2 separate regions of the Homo sapiens genome follow, and region 2 is linked to region 1. The links are chromatin loops, found by intact Hi-C in ENCODE. Cell type or tissue: endothelial cell of umbilical vein. All regions are shown on one strand. Links, peaks and the distances in the headings refer to the core of each region. The heading gives the core; the rest is flanking DNA. Region 1 overlaps LINC01748 (long intergenic non-protein coding RNA 1748). Region 2 has its middle 150 kb from the start of LINC01748.

Region 1 (5,391 bases), core at 153-5,152:
TAGATACCAGCTCCATGAGACCTGAGGTCGTAACCTAGAGTTACCTCTTGATGTATTACACAGCATGCTTTGCTGAGCTGCGACCATGCCCTGAAATGCCCTAGCTAAGCCAGACATTATTTAAGTTTATATCCTCTGCAAGGATTAGCAGGGTTATTATACTAATAGATGTTGAATTGTCAAAATTAAAATTTTTAGGGTAGCATAACTTTGATTCAAATTATTTTATTTGTTCATTTAGAGATACCTACATGATGGGCACACTTTAAAAATTATTATTATTCTATGATCTTTGATCTTGCCCACTGAGAGATACTATATTCTTTTGTCTTTTAAATTCCTACAACGAAGCCTCTTTTAAAGTGTTCCCATTTTGAAGGTGAGGAAACAGACTTGGAGAAATCTAGTGACAAGTTCGCAGACACAATAACATAAAAAGCAGTGCTGACGTTTGAACAGGACTTTTGGTTTCAAAGCCATTGTACCTTATAGGTGTGTTCCATATACATTTATTAATTGAATTAACGGGCAAAGGCCAATCATACTGGGCTTTAACTTCCCTTTAGTCACAAGATGTTCTTTTAGCTCCCAGAGTGAAGATATTAAAAACAAGAATCTGGCTTTGGTTCAGTTGCTAAAAGCATGTGTAGTCTAGAACTGTTAGATTTTTGTCAGACTATTCAGAAATATATATCAGTCTTACAAGAGCAAGGACATTTGTTCAATTTATAATGTACCCTCCCTTACACCAAAAGAAAAAGTAAAATAAAATAAAAAGGCCAAGGTAAAGCGGCTATGAATTTAATGTTCATAAAGGCAGCAGCGCACAGTTATTGTGTACTAATTATGTAACAGGCCTTGTGCTATGTGTTTTACATACATTATTTCACAATGGCCCTCTGAAGAAATAGTGTTGTCCACAAGCTTTAAAATAAGAAACTGCTCAGAACTCTCCCTTGGCTTCCTATCTCACTCAGGGTAGTGCTCCATTTCTCACAATGGCTCAGAAGGCCCTCCACAACCAGTTCAATGATCATAAATTGAGTGTAGGAAACACAATATGGGAAGTGAGATTAACATGTGTTACCTCTGCCCTACTACAGATATGGAAATGCTCAAGGCAATGTTACAGGAATATTGCCCAATGTCAGGAAACCTAAGTTTGGGCTTTGGGGTCAAACCTTTCATTTTCATGGCAATGTTTGAGAAAACCTAAATGAAAAGGGGCTGAATGTTGCCCTCACGTCACACAGAGTACAGAGTGGACAGAGGGCTGCAGTGTGACCAAAAAAGACAAAGGACTTTCTCAGTGAGTGAGTACAAAGGGGCAGTCACTGTGTGGGGCATATGTGAGGAAGCAAATATCCTTGAGGATACTTTTGATTAAAAACAAAAGAAACCACATTTTCTTTATCCAGTCTATCACTGATGGGCATGTAGGTTGATTCCCTGCTTTTGCTATTGTGAATAGTGTTGCAATGAATATACGCATTCATGAGTCTTTGTAATAGAATAATTTGTATTCCTTTGGGTATATACCCAGTAATGGGATTGCTGGGTCAAATGGCATTTCTGTTTTTAGGTCTTTGAGGAATTACCACACTGTCTTCTAAAATGCTTAAAGTAATTTACACTCCTACCAACAGTGTATAAACATTCCTCTTTCTCCACAACCTTACCAGCATCAGTTATTTTTTGACTTTTTAATAATAGCCATTCTGACTGATGTGAGATGGTGTCTCATTTTGGTTTTGATTTGAATTTCTCTAATGATCAGTTGGAATGAGGATGTTAATGGAACACTATGCAGCCATTAAAAAAAAATGAGTTCATGTCCTTTGCAGAGACATGAATGGAGCTGGAGGCCATTATCTTCAGCAAACTAATGCAAAACAGAAAACCAAATACCACATGTTCTCAATTATAAGTAGGAGCTAAATGATGAGAACACATGGACATATAGAGGGAAACGACACACACTGAGGCCTACCTGAGGATGGAGGGTGGGAGGAGGAAGAGGATAAGGAAAAATAACTAATGAGTACTAGGCTTAATATCTCGGTAATGAAATAATCTGTACAACAAACCCCCATGATGCAAGTTTACCTATAAAACAAACCTGCACATGTACCCCTGAACTTATAATAAAACTTCAAAACAAAACAAACAAAACAAAATAAAGCCTCTAATTAAAATGGAGAATGAGTAGCTATGGAGACAAAGGCTTTTCTGTAGATACTAGAGACAAGAAGGAGGCCCTGTTGCTTCAAAATGCTGAGGTTCCTTGAGAATGTCAGTGTAGCCTTCATAAAGCTCCGGATTTCTCTCTTTTGGGGCCATGAGGGGTTATTTGCTAATCTGGAAGTTGGCATTTCGGGTGAACTGGATTTTAACTCAGCTCACTCTTCATTTTTTTGATGGCCATGGAGAAGGGATAGTGAGAGATTGAGAAGTGGAGGCTCTGAACTCCTTGTGGAGCTGTGCTCACCTCACCCTCCACCTGGGTGAGCAGGAGTTGCAGATCCAAGGGCTTTGGGCCACTAGACCTCTGGGTGGTGAGGACAGACTGTGCAGAGAAGTCATCAGCCTAGGGATGGCCTTACCACAAACTCTCTAACCCTGTGCTTTACACACTCCTGACAGGTAGAAAGTAAATTTGCATAACAAACTGTTTAAATATTCAATTTTTATCCAGCTTCAAGGCACTCTTTGTCCTCGGTAGTTCTAATGATTAGTGACCCCTTCAAAATCAGCATCATTTGTCAAATCAAATTAGCCTCCTTACTAACTGCAAGGCAGTGACATTCATCTTTTTGATGCTTTCAAACCAGTCGGAGGTAAAGTTCTCAGATGGAATGGGGCTTGGTATGCTGCATGAGTCACTTCCTCAATGAGGCAATTGTCAGAAAAATAGGAGACGTAGCTCTAAGGTAAATATTGTTGGGTCATTTGAAATGTATGCAGATTTGACATTTCCCTTCTGATTAGCATGTCTACACATTAAAGTTTTGTGTATGTCACATTGGATAGTTCAGATGCCAGGGTAATGTCAGTGAGCACTTGATAGAAACTTAATTTTGCTCCTGATGAAGAAAATGGAAGGATGAAGAGGAAAACCTAAGGTGAGAACCTTATTTAGAGTGTACAGGGGGTATTCAGAATAAAAAAAAAAAATGCTGGGAAGGAAAGTGTCATTATCTACTATGTGCCAGTTACTTTATTACCTAATTTAGTCCTTTTAGGGATATTGACCCCGTTTGAATAATTAAAATAGGTGAATCAACAGGCTTAATGCCAACAGATAGTAGAATAGTAGAGCTGAAAGTTCAAGCTCATGTGTGTTTGATGCTGAAGTCCATGCTTCTTCCTGCAGAGTGTTGCCTCCATATGATGCAAAATATCCAACCTAGCCCTGACATGAAAACTTAATTGAAAGTATCCAACAGTGGGTAAGCATCCTGACTCTGTCATTACGTTGCAAATTTAAAATTAGAAACTCAGAGCATTTCCTGGTACAACTTGTTCTTTTGTAAATAATGACTCTTCAGTCTCCACTTGAACACTTGCAGTGACCAGGAGCTAGCTTATGATTTCACCATTCATCCATGTCTATATTTATTCCTATGTCCCTTCATATACCAATAATTATGTCCTTCCATATTTAAGTGTACAATTGTATCTGCATCTAATTATGACTTTAGAGTATTTGCTCTGTTAGGGACTATGTTGTGTCTTTCACTTATTGTATCATTTATCATCACAAGAAGCCAGTAAGATATGTTATATTATTATGTAGACTTAATGGAAAAAAAATACTTGGACTTAAAAAAGATAAGTAGCTTGCCTGAGCCACATAACTAAGGAGCAGCATGTCTAAGTAGTACATCACCTCCCAGTTTCAAACTTTTTTCTAATACAGTGCTAATCCACAGCTCATAATATGCAGAAAGAGCAATATCAGCTTTTATCCTCAATTTGAACTTGCCTATCTAATCCTGCTTTCTTATTTTGTGTTGTCAAAATCATATAAAATATAGTACTTGTTCAAGAACATTGGCAAAGTGCTCCAACTAAATCCAGGCTTTAGAGATCATCTGTACATAAGGGCTACCGCTAGGCACTTTTCTCATACCCAGCACCATACATTAGATCTGGGGTTGGCAACTATGGCCTACAGGTCAAATCTTTGTCCATGCCTGATCTTTTAAATAAAGTTTTATTGGAACATAGCCATGCTCATTCATTTACTTATTGCCTTTTTTCTCCACTACGAGAGCACAGTTGAATAGTTGTGACAAGACCATATATCCCATAAAGCCTAAAATATTTACTCTCTGATCCTTTCGACAGAGTTTGCTAACTCCGCATTAGGACTCTTGCATAAATCTATCATGTTACCTATGGAAAAGGTGTACAAAAGGGATACAGAGTATCTGGGGGTGGCCATGCATGCTATAGAATAAGTTGCAGAGTAATTGCCAAAATAGTGTTTTAAGCTGGAGAACCAAGACAAAGAAATGGTATCCAAAGTGTATTTTAGTTCAAGCTCTCTGCTATTAATGCAGGGATTCTAAAATTGCTCCTGCAATTCTCACCAAAGGGTCAGAGGATATTAACTTTATTCACTTATCCTGAATCTTCCCTGTAAAACAGTGATTCTCTCTCTCTCTCTCTCTCACTGTCTCTCTCTCTCACTGTCTCTCTCTCTCACTGTCTCTCTCTCTCTCTCACACACACACACACACACACCACTTACTGAACCATGAATAAAAATCCCAAATCTACTGAGTCATAAAAGCTTGGAATGAAACCAGGACATCTAAAATTTCAAAATGCTTTATCAAGCAACCAATGTCTGGGTATCATTGCCACAAGCAACTACAAATATATCTAATTCCTTTTGCAGCAAGCATTTGAAGATAATTATCATTTTCGTGGCTTTACATACATCTACATGTCAATAACTTGACCTTGGCTTTTATCTGAGCTGTCACTTGGCGTTTCCACTTGGCATCTCAAACTTTTCCTGCCTCAACACAAATTTTTGATTCCCCCACCAAAATCATCTCCATTGTCATTGATGGCGCCACTCCCTATTCAGTTATTTAAGTTCATATTCTAAAATGTTTCCATGATTTTTTTCTCCTCCCATCATATCCTATCCACATGTAAGTCTGAAATATATCCTGATTCTGTCAACCTCTCCCCATCACCACCCTAGGTCAAGACACCATTATGTCTCTCCTGGACTATTATGAGACATCCAGATCTTGTCCTTGCTTGGATTTTTGAATCCTTACAATCCACAATCTATTCTCCCCAAGATAGTCATAGTGATCTTCCTAAAATTATGTCAAGTCATTTTGTTACTTAAAGCCCTTCAATGATGTT
Region 2 (5,391 bases), core at 56-5,055, 100 kb after region 1:
AGTATAAGTAAATCCAAATTATTGCATGGCACATATTTATACTAAAAACTATTCATTTTTTCCTGACATCTAGATGTAACTGGACATGTACATGTTATGTTTTTATTTTCCATATCTGACAAGTTTAACTCAGGGTTAATTGGTCCCAAAGCCTAAGCTTTTTGCATTTGTGGCATTAAAGAAACATTGGTTATTCCAATACGGTCTACATCAGCTCCATTTTTCTCTTTTTTTTTTTTTTTTTTGCTACTAAATTCATGTTTCCTGTGTTTCAAATTATTCTTAAAGCCACCAGAAAGTAGTCAAGAGAAGCAACTTATGAAGAAACTCAAATCACATAGTATTATTGCTAGCAAACCTGGCAGAATTTAAGGGACTAGAAGAAGGTGAATTCAATGATAAAAATTGTCAGGTGCTAACCTTTCCTGTGAAGCCTGCCTTGAGTTCTCAGTGCTGGGTTAATTGCCCCTCCTGGGCTCCATACAGTGCTCTGAAATGTCCCTCTACCAAAACATTTCTCAAACCTTATCACAAGGGTTCTCAAACATGGCTATTATCAGAATAACTTGGAGGACATTTGTTAAACCAGAGATTGTTGGACCCTGTTTTCAGAGTTGCTGATTCAATAGATCTGAGGTGGGCCTTTAGAATTTGCACTCTGCCCAAGAATGCTAATACTGTTAGTTAGGGGACCACACTTTTTTTAAATTAAAAAATCTAAAATTATTTTTATTTTGTTCAGCTTTATTAAAGTATGATTGACAAATAAAAGTTGCATATATTTAAGGTGTACAAAGTGAGGCTTTGATGTAAATACACATTGTGAAATGATCATCATAATCAAGCTAATTAATACATCTATTACTTCACAGTTACATTTGTGTATGTATATGTGTGGTGAGAACACTTAAGATCCACTTTCTTAGCAAATTGCAAGGGTACAAGACAATGTTATTAACTATAGTCACCATGTTATATATGTAAAGTTTGTATCCTTTCACCAATATCTCTCCTGTTTCCCCACCCTGTGACCCTAGGTAATCACACTTCTACTCTCTAAGTTCAAATTTCTTAGATTCCACATATAAGTAAGATCATGCAGTGTTTATAGTCCTGTGTTTGGCTTATTTCACTTAGTATAATGTCCTCCAGATTCAGCCATGTTTTCACAAATGGTAGGAATTTATTTCATTTTTAAGGCTGAATAATATTTCTCTCTCTCTCTGTGTGTGTGTGTGTGTGTGTACGTGTGTGTCTGTCTGTTGCATTTTCTTTATCCATTCATCTGTTCACAGACACAGACACTTAATTTCCATATCTTGGCTATTGTGAATAATGATGCAGGGATGGCACTTTGAGGAACATGCTTCTGTTGTTCTTATTGGTTTATTCCTTTGTTTCTTTTGACTAAATGGTGAGATCCTTGATGATAGCTATAATGTTAACTTCTTAAAATTCAATTTTCCAAAACTCACCAAAAATTAACTCACCAAATTATTGCAGTATGTTTGGTTTGCCCCTGGTCTAGCATTTGCCCTGGAGAAAACATGTCTGTGGTAAACTCTCCTAGACTCCATTTAAAGTAATTGTCAAAAGATCTCTGTGGCTAATCCGGAGATGAAGGTATAGGGAGGGCAGTTATACACCATGATATGATTTGGCTGTGTCCCCACCCAAATCTCATCTTGAATTGTAGCTCCCATAATCCCCAGGTGTCATGGGAGGGACCTGGTGGGAGGTAATTGAATTGTGGGGGCGGGTTTTGCCCATACTGTTTTTGTAATAGTGAATAAGTCTCACTAGATATGATGGTTTTATAAACGGGAGTTCCTCTGCACATGCGCTCTTGCCTGCTGCCATGTAAGATGTGTCTTGCTTCTCCTTCACCTTCTGCTATGATTGTGAGGCCTCCCCAGCCACATGGAACTGTGAGTCCATTAAACCTCTTTTTCTTTATAAATTACCCTGTCTGAGGTATGTCTTTATTAGCAGCATGGGAACTGACTAATACACACTACTAGACAGAGGTTAAAATAACATACACACAGACACACAATAAAGGGAAAGCACATTCAATCATCTAAATGATCAAGGACAAAAGTAAAATAAAAAAAAATTAATGTGGTGAAAGAGCCTTTCATTGATTTAGTCTCTTAGTGAACTAGTATAAGAAGACTTTGTAGTTGTCCCTGAGTTGCCATTTAACAAACTGGCTTTGATCTCTTCTTGGCAAGACTTGTGTCTTGTTTGTATATCCTCATGATGTACATCAAACAATAAGTAAAATTTTTAAGTACTTAATTTTTTGGTATAATTGTTGAATAAATAAATTGAGAGAGTTCAGTTAGCCATGATGTTTTTAAACCTAATGACTGATGAATAATTATTCAAATATCAAATTGGAAGGAAATCTGCAGTTTTTCCTATGAAGAAGAGCCTAAAAGTGGTCATTATAATAGATTTAATGTCATAACCCAAATTAAAAAAGTGTCTCTTGAGAGTATCTTCTGTTCTTTGAGACTGTGATTTCATAAATTCTGTTTTTCCTTCTGGCAACAACTTCTTAGCTGTTTTGAAGAGTAAAGATTCTTACAAAACTTACAGAATAGAATTGATGAGAAAAGTAAAAATCAAGTCCACATCACCCTGCCTCCTGAAACTACAGGAATGTGGGTCTTTCTGCTGAGCTGGAAAACTTTTGTTTTAGTGGAAGATATGTCAGGGAAATGTTGATAATTGAAATTTGTTTCAAGGAACTTTAAATAACATACAGTTGAAAATACGGGAGATAGAACTGCTATCTCTCTATGTGTCACAAATCTGGAATTTCCTCTAGTCCTTCCTATAATAGTTTAGAAGGAAATTATTACATGGTCTAGAAATCATTCAAAAATGAACATCCTTCTCAAATTCATCTTACATCATATAATCTCATAATTGGAAGGAAGTTGAAAAGTTATATAGTTAAAATATACATTCAAATTAGAATTTCCTTTTATATGATGACTGCCTATTTTTCCCTTGGCAGGGAAGCACATTACTGCACAAAGAACACAAAAGATTTAGTTGCAATAAAATTCCTTTTTGTGTTGGACTAAAATCTAACTTTACTGATATTATCAAATGTTGATGTATGTTTATTCACTTATTTAATTTACTTATTACTATGTACAATCATAATCATTTTTGAGTTGGGGCTAGTCATCAGGAATACAAAGTTGGGAAGTTGTGGTTTGCTCTCAAAGGTCATATGGCTTAGTGGGAAAAGAAACATGGAAACAAACAACAACCAAGAAAGATTGCTTTTAGTGATGGTACTTACAAAGTGCAATGAGCATTTAGGAGAAAGAGTTCTTAACTTATCCCTGGGGGTCAGAGAAGACATCCTGAAGTAGAGAATATTTTAATTGATATTTAAAGGATGAGTTGCGTTATAGGTAGGGAAATAGCATGTAGCAAGGCCAGGATATTAGGAAAGATCACTCTGTGTTCTGTGGCACAGACTGTGTGTGTGTTGTGTGCACATGTGCTGGGGGTGGGGGAAAGGGGAAGTTAAAGTGAAGTGTTGCAGGAGTGGCAGGGCACAAGGCTGAGCACAAAAGTAGGGGCACGATATTCAGATGAGTTTATTTCTTACTCTGCAGGATGCATGGGAAAATGTGAAGCAGAGACAATTAGTAGCATAATCATATTTTCGCATGAGAAAGATAGTCTTGAAAACACTCTATAGGATACATTATAGATGAGATGGGGCCAGATAGCTAAGTGAGGAGCTCGCTGCAATTGCTCAGACCAGACTAGATAAAAGAGATTAGAGAAGTCAGGAAGGAATAGATTTGAGATAAATTTAGAAGGAATAATTGACAAGATTTGGTGACTGATGGTGTTTGAAAGAAAAGGGAGATGCAACAATGTTTTACATAAACTCAAATTCTGTGACTTTGACATTTACACCTCATGGACAAGCAGCATTGACATGATCTGGAAACCTGTTAAAATGTAGAATCCCGGGCCTCACTCCAGAAGTACCAAATCAGAATTTGCACTTTAAGTGGATTCTTAGGTGATCGCTTTGCACATTAAAGTTTGAGAAGCACTGACTCAGACAGAAGGGTGAACAGAAGCACCATGCATGAAGGCAAAAAACCCAGGAGGAAAACATAGTGGATTCTTTCAGGGGTGGGTTGTTCAGAATGGAAGAGGAGGAGGAGGATAACTTTGGTTTAGGCATATTGAAGAGTTTGATCTGTCTGTGGAAGATCCAGTTGAAAGAGCCATTGTGTATAAGAGTCTAGATCTCAGGAGAAAATACTATTTCAGCAATGACCAGAGCATTGGAAATAGTGGATACATGGGACTAGAGGAGATTGCCCAAGAATATAAGTGGATAATGACCAATTATATTTTGATGTGGACTTTGGATCCCTAGTCATTAGAAAGGGAGAATATTTTCAAGCCAGTTTCTTCAATTTGAATCATTTGAGAACCAATCTCTGTCCCCAAAGATGGCCCCAAACAATCTTTCCCTCCTTATGTGTGTGTGTGCTGCTCTTCACATCAAGAGGTGGTACTTATTTACCTTCTCCTTGAATCTTGACTATGCTTGAAACTGGCCATGCCAAAGAGAAGGTATTTAGAGTGGTAACCAAGGAAGTCCAAGCCCAGGACTTAAGAGGTCTAGCATATTCTACTTCCTTTCTTGTGGTAGCTCAAACAACATGGGGAAGCCATGTGAAAGAAAATGAGGTGCTGCCTTCAACATCTCCAGCTGAGCTCCCAGCTCACAGCCAGCAGCAGTACCAGACATGAGTGACCCATCTTGGATGTTGCAGCCCAGTCAAGACCCAGATAACTACAGCTCAAGCCGACATCTTGTGATTAGAGCTGTCTAGCTGAACTGAGTTCAGTCAACCCACAGAATAATGAGATATGATAAAATGGTTGTAGTTTTAGGCAATTAAGTATTGGAGCTGGTTTGTTATTTAGCAGTAATCTAATATTTGGGTAGTTGATTGGACACAGGATGTATTTTTAATAAAAAATATGCTTATATACATGTCCATAAATGATAGATTAAGAAAAATAATAATTTAATTGGCAATAATTATTTCTTATATTTAAATACCCAGGCACCAATTTTGAGGAATCTCTTTATACTGTTAGTTCCTTCACCCCCAGTTATCTCTTCTTCTGTCCCCACGTCTGCATTCCTGTTGTCATTACTTTAGTTCAGTCTCTCATTATCTATTACCTGGAATAATGTAAGGTTCTTTATACCTTCAGTTGTGCTTCCTGGGTTAGCCATACCCTCTTAATGCCATCAGAATAATCTTTCTAAAAATGTATTTGAACAAAGATTTTAATGTTGCATCATTAACTGTAGCATAAATT

The links. Hi-C counts contacts between places; a loop is a spot of excess contacts. Peaks named below come from ENCODE experiments on the same cell type or tissue, not always from the same donor. Only the 100,000 strongest peaks of a DNase experiment are listed, where the experiment ranks them.
Region 2: it touches region 1 in a loop (8-fold over the local background); 1 of 110 quality-filtered maps calls a loop at or near these places.

What each region holds. Positions count from the first base shown.
Region 1 is chr1:60,571,396-60,576,786 of GRCh38, reverse strand. The region is part of intron 4 of LINC01748 (long intergenic non-protein coding RNA 1748); the gene reads left to right. Among named protein-coding and RNA genes, the nearest start is that of LINC01748, 49 kb to the left of the region's middle. In endothelial cell of umbilical vein, for the core only: no CTCF peak of the experiment used is centred there; a DNase peak (open chromatin) is centred at 2,916; H3K27ac peaks cover 1,347 bases.
Region 2 is chr1:60,467,844-60,473,234 of GRCh38, reverse strand. No RefSeq gene overlaps it. Among named protein-coding and RNA genes, the nearest start is that of LINC01748, 150 kb to the left of the region's middle. In endothelial cell of umbilical vein, for the core only: no CTCF peak of the experiment used is centred there; DNase peaks (open chromatin) are centred at 2,194 and 2,684; H3K27ac peaks cover 2,028 bases.